2 separate regions of the Homo sapiens genome follow, and region 2 is linked to region 1. Evidence: read pairs that join two places in POLR2A ChIA-PET (ENCODE). Cell type or tissue: PC-9. All regions are shown on one strand. Region 1 holds the start of LOC124906235 (a long non-coding RNA gene). Region 2 overlaps ARIH2 (ariadne RBR E3 ubiquitin protein ligase 2).

The links. ChIA-PET counts read pairs that join two places held together with the same protein. Peaks named below come from ENCODE experiments on the same cell type or tissue, not always from the same donor. Only the 100,000 strongest peaks of a DNase experiment are listed, where the experiment ranks them.
Region 2: POLR2A ChIA-PET joins it to region 1 with 11 read pairs; 7 of 35 experiments call an interaction of 5 or more read pairs at or near these places.

The regions. Positions count from the first base shown.
Region 1 is chr3:48,995,930-49,000,929 of GRCh38, forward strand. The region is part of intron 2 of P4HTM (prolyl 4-hydroxylase, transmembrane); the gene reads left to right. It overlaps LOC124906235 (a long non-coding RNA gene), which reads left to right and starts at 656. Exons shown (of 2, transcript XR_007095904.1): 1 at 656-2,743; 2 at 2,987-3,854. In PC-9, no CTCF peak of the experiment used is centred here; no DNase peak of the experiment used is centred here.
Region 2 is chr3:48,928,567-48,933,566 of GRCh38, forward strand. All of the region lies in intron 3 of ARIH2 (ariadne RBR E3 ubiquitin protein ligase 2), which reads left to right. Among named protein-coding and RNA genes, the nearest start is that of ARIH2OS, 12 kb to the left of the region's middle. In PC-9, a CTCF peak has its summit at 4,556; no DNase peak of the experiment used is centred here; H3K27ac peaks cover 396 bases.

The DNA.
Region 1 (5,000 bases):
CAGCCCAGTCCAGCATCTGCCTGCTGGCTTAGAGCATCCTCCACGTATCCTTCTGACTTGGCACCCTCTTCAAAGGCAGCAGGGGGTACTACCAGTGGCCAGCAAGAGTTTTAATCCATTTTTCTTAACAATTTGAGGTAAATGAGTAATTGCCACCAGTATACAAAACAATTTATTTTAAAATCATGACTGCTTTATCTTAGGATTTCTAAATGTATTCTTTTTCAGCTTAAGAAAACAATTAGGCAGCTACATCAGACCATAGTCCTCCTCATGACAAACACTGGAGGCCCAAAAGTAGAGAAACAATTTTAGTGTGCGTATCAGTTCAAGGTTGTTGTTTTGTTTTGTTTTGTTTTTTGAGACGGAATCTCGCTCTATGGCCAGGCTGGAGTGCAGTGTGGTGCGATCTTGGCCCACTGCAACCTCCGCCTCCCGGGTTCAAGCAATTCTCCTGCCTCAGCCTCCCATGTAGCTGGGACTACAGGTGCGTACCATCTCGACTCACTGCAACCTCCGCTTCCTGGGTTCAAGTGATTCTCCTGCCTTAGCGTTCCGAATAGCTGGAAATACAGGCACCCGCCACCACGCCCAGCTAATTTTTGTATTTTTAGTAGAGATGGGGTTTCACCATGTTGGCTAGGATGGTCTCAATCTCTTGACCTCGTGATCCGCCTGCCTCAGCCTCCCGAAGTGCTGGGATTACAGGTGTGAGCCACTGCGCCTGGCTAGTTCGAGTTTTTAAGGAATTTAGCTCAGGCTGCTGCATTGCCACACACACCCCTGCTCTTTCATAGGCCTGCTGCTTGGCAAAGCTACGGACCGGTAAAGGTTAATCAGGTATAATTAAGTCTGTCCGGGGTTCGACAAACAGCATCTTGTCCAAGGTGAGCATAGCCCAAGGCTATGTGCCTGCCCGGAGACTCAGCTTGGGGTTCCGAGGCATGTGGGCAGTAGTAGCAGGCCACTAGCCAGGCTGTCATCCTAGGCCTGGGAAGGACAGAAGGTGGTTTTCCCTACCCAGCATAGACAGCTGCCTGGGAGCCTGTCTGTCCTCTTGGCCAGACAGAGGACTACCTGCTCAAAAAGCAGTTCCTAGCTGTGTCCATGGAAAGTGTACTTCCACCCTGTTTGAGACTTGTGCCTCTCTGGATTCTGGTTTGTAAATCTCCTTGGGGGGCGGCAGAAAGAGGGTTGTATGTGTTTCCATGGAAGCACACACAATTTGCATGGCCACTGCAGAGGCCATGGCTACAAAGTCCCAGGCTCTCCCTGGCGGGGTTAGCCCCTATTCTTGGCACTGGTGAGGGTGCCAATGGCGCACAGCCAGTCGAAAATTTTGGTGGCCCTGGCTCCAGGCATAGGCCGTGGTTACCAACAGCCAGCAGGCCTCCATCTTCCCACTCAACACATAGGTCCCTGTGTGCCTTCCTCGAAAAAGATTGTACACACATGTGACATCCAGCTGCAGCCAGCGTTGCAGGGTGGGCTCCAGCTCTGCAGGGGGCAGTGGTCCTGTCTTCAGCACCTCTAGTCTGGAGTACAGGTTGCAGTCCCAGGGGCCAGAGGAAGTACTGTTGGTCCTGGAGAACCTGACCTTCACTGCTGAGTGGGAACAGAGGGGCCGGTGAGGAGATGGGCCTCTAGGAGTCCTCCCTAAACCCCCAAGAGTGTTTAGTCCATCAGTCCCCTCCACCTAGTAGACTAAACCCTTTTGTCTGATGCTCTGCCCTTAGAATCAGTCTGCCACCTTCCTTAGCAGAATTTTTGGTTTCATTTTGTTGTTTTAGCAATGTCCTATGCTTGTAAAGGAATTTTTTCTTTTTGTTCCAACCAGGCATAGCATTTGGATATTCCCTCTTACACTGCCTCAGCCCCGAGCCAGGAGCTGCAATGGAGGCACTTGGAAGGGGTGTGTAAAGCTACAGGCCCAGGACTCATCAAAGTCACTGGTGCAGAGAGTGTCCAGAACCTCCTTGGAGGAGCCTGCATCCTGCAACTCGCAGTCCCTGCAGCTGGCATGCAGCGCTGGGAAGAGGGGCAAGGCGAGGCACTGGCCAGTGTGGTTGGGGGTGGAGTGAGGAGGGGGTGGAGGGGGCTGATCCCTCCACTTTTCCCCCTTTTTTACCCTTTTTGAGACGGATGCCTGCTGTAGGTGACATTGAGTACAGTTTACCTGATCCCTGTATGATTTGAATGATTTGAAAGGGGTGGGGCCGAGCAAGGTGGAGACCAGCCATGTGCAGACTCACATGGGCGGTCCAGGCGGGAGCCGTTGTTGGCCACAGCAGTGATACAGAGATCATGGCCCAAGGGGAAGCGTCCACAATGCAGGATGGCTGGCCAGGGGTAGCTGTAGCAGGCCATGATGGGCTCGCAGCTGGCCTGCATGGCCTCGCACAGGCTGTAGGAGGGGTAGATGACCCTTTGGGGGAAAGGGTCGGGGGCTGCACCGCCACAGGCTGAGCACCCAGATCAGCTGGAACCTCTCCATGTTCCTACCCCTGTCTCGTGGCCTGGAACTCTCTGGTTGCTGGGCAACGACACTGGTCGCCTAGCAACAGCCCCGTAGCCTGGCTTTCCCACTTGCCCCACATCTCAGCCCTCAGCTCTGCCTCTTCACTCCCGCCCTCCCACTCAGGTGCCTTGCCAGCTTTCCAGTGCACCTCTCCCTCCGGCTCTGTGGACATCCATTGTCTGCAAGAGGTGGCCTGCACCTTGGGCCTTTACTCTCCATCTTAAAGTGAGGAAACAGGGCCCTCCCTCTTGTCCTGAAAGGCCTTCGGGGCACCGCAGCCAGGGCTGGGGTTGGCAAACAGTTCAAGGGCTTGATCCTGAGTTCTGCTGACATGGCCACCCAGAGGCTCTTGGGAGAAACCATTGTTCACAGGATAGGTTAGGCTGGGGAAGAGGAAACAGCCTTGGGATCTCTGGACTCTCTGGGAGAAAAGGCCACCAGAAGGGCCTCTGCTCCATCTCTTGCCAGGGTCTCTTTGGACAGACATAGCTTCCACGCCTCATTGGAGAGGAGGTTCCAGCCCGCCTGCCCCCAACCCCCAGCCTGAAGCGACTTGTCCACCTGCCCTATCTTGACATTCAAGAGCCCTTGACCACCATTGATGGTCTCCTGCCTAAGGGCACCTGGTTCCCTCTGTCTGGAACACTCTAACAAAACGATCCATTTTCCTCTCTGTGCCTGTCAGCGCCCAGCCCTGATAGGTGCTCAGGTGCTCAGCAAGGATTACTGAAGACCTGAGCCACCAGAGCAGGGCCCTGAGGGAGCCCTCCAGGGCCCTGCACCTGGAAGCCCCTGTCCTACCTGTCAAGGCATACAGGGGTAAATAGCAGAGGAAGAGGCGGGCATCGGGGTGGCACTCCCAGGCAAGCAGGAGCAGCCAGCTGACCAACTGCTGGATGGCCTCAGCTGCTGTGATGTGGTCCAGCAAGTTGGGCAGACGCATCTGTGTAGCCAATGTCGTGGCATAGGGCCATGGCTTGGGGAATGGGCATGCACCTCATGCAGCCCCAGGGAGCCCCTGACCCTGCTGTCATCCCACAGCATCACCAGTGTCACCAGCAGCCACAGCCCCTGCTCCATCACTGCCTTCTGTGCCTTGGCCTTAATGAACTGAGGTTGAGGGTTTTATAGGGCTGTTCCTGCACCCAGGGAGCCAACAGAGGAGATCCTGCAGGGGTTTGCACAGCTCCGAGGTGCCCGGACCCACCTGGTGAGGCCCCAACATGCTGACTGGGCTGTTTGTTTTTGATTAGCACACAGCAGGGGACTGTAGAGGCTGGAGGCACCTCCACTGGGCTTGCAGATTACTGGCACCTAATAAACTGAAGAAACCTGGGCCTGTGTTTTCTTTTCTTTTTCTGGCTTCCTTTTTCTTTCTTTTTAAATTTTGTGTGTTAAGCAATCAAGAGGTGACTCTGTTGATTTGCAATTTGATCTAATCCATTGTTCCACAGGGCTGTCTCCCCTTGGATCACACCCTTTCTGGGTTTGCTGGGGTCACGGGATCATGCAGGCCAAGAGTGGGGGCCTTTGTCCTATCCTCAGTGTTATCACATCAGGGTCACCTGCTCCTAGTAGCTGAATCTGGTCATGAGCATGGTTTCTGGAACACAGCAGGCTGGGTGGCCAGTGGCAAGGCACTGATTTCTCTGTGCTTGGGTTTCCTCTTAGATAGGAAGGTTGAATTAATGGGGCCTGGCCTCCTAGGGTAAGTATAAGGATTAAGGAGTTGATGTGTATGAAGTGCTTAGGACAGTGCCTTGGGCAGAGTCTGTGCTACCTAAGTATTTTCTGCTGTAATTACTATTAAAAACCACTCCAGGCCAGGTGTGGTGGCATATGCTTATAATCCCAGCACTTTTGAGCCCGAGGTGGAAGGATAGCTTGAACCCAGGAAATTGAGACCAGCCTGGGCAATATAGGGAGACTCCATCTCTACAAAAAATAAAAAAATAAAAAAAGCTCCAACCCTGGTGCTGAGTGACCATTTTCCTTCCTCTTGGCAATGACTGGAACTTTGTGCTGGAAGTGTAACTGAGAGAAGCGGCAGGCCACTCCGCAGGTAGCAGTGCTGCCCTTCCTCCAGTCAGCTCCTCTGCGTGCTTCTTGTCCTCCAGTGAAGACCGCTCTCCCAGGAACAAGGGAAGGAAGCAGGGCCCATGCTCCTGCTCTGGAAGTGTCTGGGGCTACCAGAATGTGGGCTCCCTAGATGTGAGGCTCAGGTTCTAGCTCCACCAAGCCACCTACCAGCTGTGCCTGGTGTGCAGGCAGCCAGCCACTGAAGCCAAGCCCCAGGCCTGACTGATCTTTACTCAGGGGTGTAGAGGCATAGAGTAGGCACTAAGTGAACATTTGTACCAGGGAAGGAATCAAGGAAGCAAAGGACACCTGGGACATCTTTTCAGAGACCAGTATCTGCCCAAAACCTGAGTAACCCTCACTGATCTTCCAGCACTGGGCAACTCAGCCCTGGTCAGATGGC
Region 2 (5,000 bases), 67 kb before region 1:
TTTCATGAATTGTTACTTGGATTTTGTTTCTGATTAAATTGGAGGTCAAAAGGGCACCTTGGCATGATGTCAACCAAATAAATTTTATTGGAACTTAAACAGAAATAACTAAGGTGTGCCTTGTATGATTTCTATAAAATTTGCTTTATCTACTAGTTTAGGGATTTTTTTTTTTTTCCCCAGATGGTTGGCAAAGGCTAATACCTTGAATTTAGATACTCAGGTCTTTATTAGCAACTGGCTGGAAGCTGAAAGCTAAGTTGTTTTTTTTTTTGTGTGACTAATTTCTAGAAGTGATTGTAGACTTCCTGTCTTGTGCTGAGCAGAAAACTCTGAAGAATGAGGACCTATGGATCCTCTGGGTTTGGGATTTCTGCACTATGGCTATAACAAAGCTGCTGGACCCCTGCCTCCAGAGGGCATTTCCCTGGTAGAAAACAATAATCGGGTTTCTCTTCCTCACCATGCACACCTCTCCCTTGTTGATCAATAGTTTTCTTTTGCTTTAGTCATACTGTCAGGTTATATACAATGTTGGTATTTAAAATAAGAAAAGGATATGTTCATAATGTTAGGTTAGAAAAAATAATATTAGGAATTATGTAGTGTGTAACCATGCTCTGGACAGTGTCAGTTGACCAAGTTCATGAGGATGTTCCTGTCTATACACAAGAATTCTCAGATTGTCAAGCCTCTGTGCTGGCTTTTTCTGCCCTGCTAGAGACAGCTGAGGGGCCCAAGCACCTGTCCGTCCGTCCGTCCGTCCTTCCTTCCTTCCTTTTTTTTTTTGTTTTTTAATTGTGGTAAAATATATGTAACATAAAATTTACTGTTTTACATTCTTCCTTCTTATACATGGTCAGCCTCCTGGAAAGCTTTCCCTTCGCCGCCTCATCTCTTACTGCCCTTAGGAGTCCTCAGAGTCTAGCTCATGCTTTCTCTGAGTGAGTTTCCTTGAGAGACCCTAGAGCACAGTGGCCATGCCTTCTTTGGTCTGTGTCCAAAGAATACAGCTCGTTTATTTTTTTAGGTTATGTACTGCAGTCTTCTGACTGCTTTATGTTTTACCTGTTCACACATTTTGGCATGATCTCTCCAACTAGATTGTCAGTTCTTGGAGAGCAATAACTGTCTTGTACCTTATCTCCTCCATCATTCTTGTCACACTATTTCATCTACAGTAGGTATTGAATAATTGCTTGGATACTTGTGGATTTTGTTGATTGTTGGTGATAGTAGCAGCTGCTGCTGTGGGTGTGAGCTAGATTTCCTAGTCCCTGATACATTTTGTTTCCTGTTGGAAATGAAATGAAAGGGCATTGTTCTGGCCTTTAAGACTGAGAAGAGTAAGAGCAAAAAGAACTTGTAGCAGAGATGAGGGAATAAATAAGAGAAGGAAGAGAGTTGAAACAGTATGAAAGGGTTAAAGAGAAAATGGAGCAAAGAGGAAAATAATCCACAAAAATTTAGATGTTGAGAGTTTATTTTTTCCCTTCTGCACTTCACTGAGAAATATGTTAACACCATTTACTTTCTGGGGCTGGGCAAAAAAAGGTTGTGGCTCTTTTGGTTGGGTTGACTGTACCTAAAGGGACTCTGGTGTTTTAAGTGATTCAGAAACTTGACCAAAGAGACTGGACAGAAAAGCAGCTTGCTTAAGAGTAAAGGAGAAGGAATCATATACAAAGTTTTTTCTTTGAGGCAAGATACAAGCTAGCATTGTTTTTATTTACTTATATTTTTAAAATTATATTTTAAATACAAAAATTAGCTGAGCGTGCTAGCATGTTCCTGTAGTCCCAGCTACTCAGGAGGCTGAGGTGGGAGGATCACTTGGGCCTGGGAGCGGAGGTTGCAGTGAGCTGAGATTGCCCCCACTATACTCCAGCTTGGGCTACAGAGCAAGACCTTATCTCAAAACAACAAAAATTTTTTTTTTGGTAGAGATGGGGTCTTGCTATGTTGCCTAGGTCTTAAACTCCTGGCCTCAAGCCATCTTCCCACCTCAGCCTCCCAAATTCCTCTACAAGCATGAGCTACCACTCCTGGCCTGTTTTTATTTTTGTAATTAATATTTTTTGAGGATGAGAGGGAATAATTTAAGTGCTTAGTTTACCCAATGGTGTTCCGGCTACTCTGGTTGTCTTGTTGCACATGTCTCTGAAAGTGTGATTGATAGTGATAGTCACCCAGATCACTACTGATATCCCATTGGTCGTAGTGCTGATTGCACAATTCTGTGGCATATTGAAACATTTAATTTTTTAATGTAATTTAAGTTCTGTGGCTTGTAGAAAATGTTGTGTGTATGTAATTGAAAATTATAGCCTTACGAATTCTAGTCTATGAGTAAAAACTATCCAAGTTTGAGGAGTGGCTTAAATTTTTCACTTGATTCTCATGTCTGTGTACTCATTTTGTTGTGTCCAGGCAGTTGCATGTGGATTATTTATAGTATAGCATAAAATTAAGCCTTTTACTGCCATTTGGGATTTGAAGTCTCTTTTTAAAAATTATTATTTAAAAAAAAATTTTTTTAGAGATGAGCTCTTGCCCTGTCTCACAACTGGAGTGCAGTAGCATGATCATAGCTCACTGTACCCTCAAACTCCTGGGTTCCAAGCTATCCTCCCATCTCAGCCTCCCAAGTAGCTGGGGCTACAGGTGCGTGCAACTAATTAAACAAAAATTTATTTTGGCCAGGCGCAGTGGCTCACGCCTGTAATCCCAGCACTATGGGAGGCCGAGGCGGGTGGATCACGAGGTCAGGAGATCAAGATCATCCTGGCTAACACGGTGAAACCCCATCTCTACTAAAAATACAAACAAAAAATTAGTCGGGTGTGGTGACACATGCCTGTGGTCCCAGCTACTCAGGAGGCTGAGGCAGGAGAATGGGTGTGAACCCGCGGGCAGAGGTTGCAGTGAGATGAGATCGCACCACTGCACTCCAGCCTGGGCAACAGAGTGAGACTCTGTCTCAAAAAAAAAAAAGAGAAAAAATTTTTAAGTGGACTCAAAAAGCTGCAAAAAAAATTTTTTTTTAAGATACAGAATCTCACTATGTTGCCCAGGCTGATCTCAAACTCCTGGCCTCAAGTGATCCTCCTGCCTCAGCCTCCTGAGTTAGCTGAGTAAAGTGTCTTAAGTAGAAAAATCACAATTTTCAGCCGGGTGCGGTGGCTCACGCCTGTAATCCGAGTACTTTGGGAGGCCAAGGCAGGTGGATCACGAGGTCAGGAGAGCCCTGGCTAACACAGTGAAAAACCTGTCTTTACTAAAAATACAAAAAATTAGCCAGGCGTGGTGGTGGGCACCTGTAGTCCCAGCTACTCAGGAGGCTGAGGCAGGAGAATGGCGTGAACCCAGGAGGCGGAGCTTGCAGTGAGCTGAGATCGTGTCACTGTACTCCAGCCTGGGTGACAGAGCAAGACTCTGTCTAAAAAAGAAAAAGAAAAATCACAATTGTCTGGGACACTGGGCTTTTAGTTTAATGAGGGCCCTGATGTCAGAGGGTAACTTCCTGTATATGTTCTGGGACCAGTCTATGAGTAAAGTCATTATTGAGAGAGGAAGGTGCCCAGAAAATCAGATCAAGGGCTCAAGATAGAGAACAGAGAAAATGCTTATCTGTTAGTGTGGTGGGGAAGCTGCTGGCATTCAAATAGTGGCAAAACAGAAGCATTATTTGAGAATGAACTATCCTACACAAATCACAAATGGAATAGTCAAATGAGATGAAATGATTGCCAAGTGAGGTGTTGTGTTGTAGGAGGAGGGGATCTCTGGGGAATAAGTAATTTTAGTGATCATGTATGAGTCTTTAAAGAAAACAAAGTTACCTTTTTCTACAGTGTATTTTTATATGAGACTTATACAAAGATTATTTTGTCTTTATAGATGAAAGAGGTCCTTCTTGTAACCATAAGCATTTTTATTACAAAATGTGCAGTAGTTAGCCAATAATTTTTTTCAGTTATTCAGTGAGTCCTTTTAATTACCATTCCATGGAACTCTTGAGATATTTGCTGACAAGCTGCTCAGGAAGAGGCTCAGCCAGAGCCCCAGACAAAGCCCAGGCAGGATCATGACTGTGGAGCTGGCTTTGGTTTGTGATGGGTCAAGAGTCTTTTTCTCCTAGTGCCCTCATCTTAGCATCATGTTAGGGGTGTGGGCAGGAGAAGTGAATGTTGTTCAGGGACCCACCCCATTGCTTCAGGAGGGGAAAGAAATAGGCCACTTTGAGCTAGATCTAGTCCAGGAGGTGTAGTGAGCTACCTGAGCTTTGTGTTGAGGCCAGAGGACCTTGAAGGTGGTGTAGAAGGGCAATGCAGGTTATAGAAGTCCTGGCTCCACAGGGCAATGGGCATGGGAGTGGGAGGGTTATCTTCTGGGCTGGAATGAGGGTCAAAGATGTATAGGTAGAAAGGAATATTATGATTGTAGCCTCAAGCATCTTTGCTGTTGGTGGAAAGGAATAGGTTTTGTAAACTATAGGAATAGGTTTTTAATAGGATTTTTTGTTTTTGAGACAGCGCCTCACTCTGGCACTCAGGTTGGAGTGCAGTGGCACGATGTTGGCTAACTGCAGCCTCCAACTCCCAGGCTCAAACAATCCTACTTCAGCCTCCCAAATAGCTGGGACCACAGGTGCGCACCACATGCCCGGGTGTGTGTGTGTGTGTGTGTGTGTGTGTGTGTGTGTGTGTGTGTGTGTGTGTGATCACAGGTGCGCACCACATGCCCGGGGGTGTGTGTGTGTGTGTGTGTGTTTTTGGTAGAGACGGGGTTTTGCCATGTTACCCAGGCTGGTCTCAAACTCCAGAGTTCAGACAATCCACCCACTTCAGCCTCCCAAAGTGCTGGGGTTACAGGCGTGAGCCACCACACTGAGCCTAGGATTTTAAATAGGTATTTAAATAGATTTTTAAAACTTATTCAGCACATGTGTGGCATAGTGAAGTATATTGCTCACTTTTTTTTTTTTTTTTTTTTTTAGT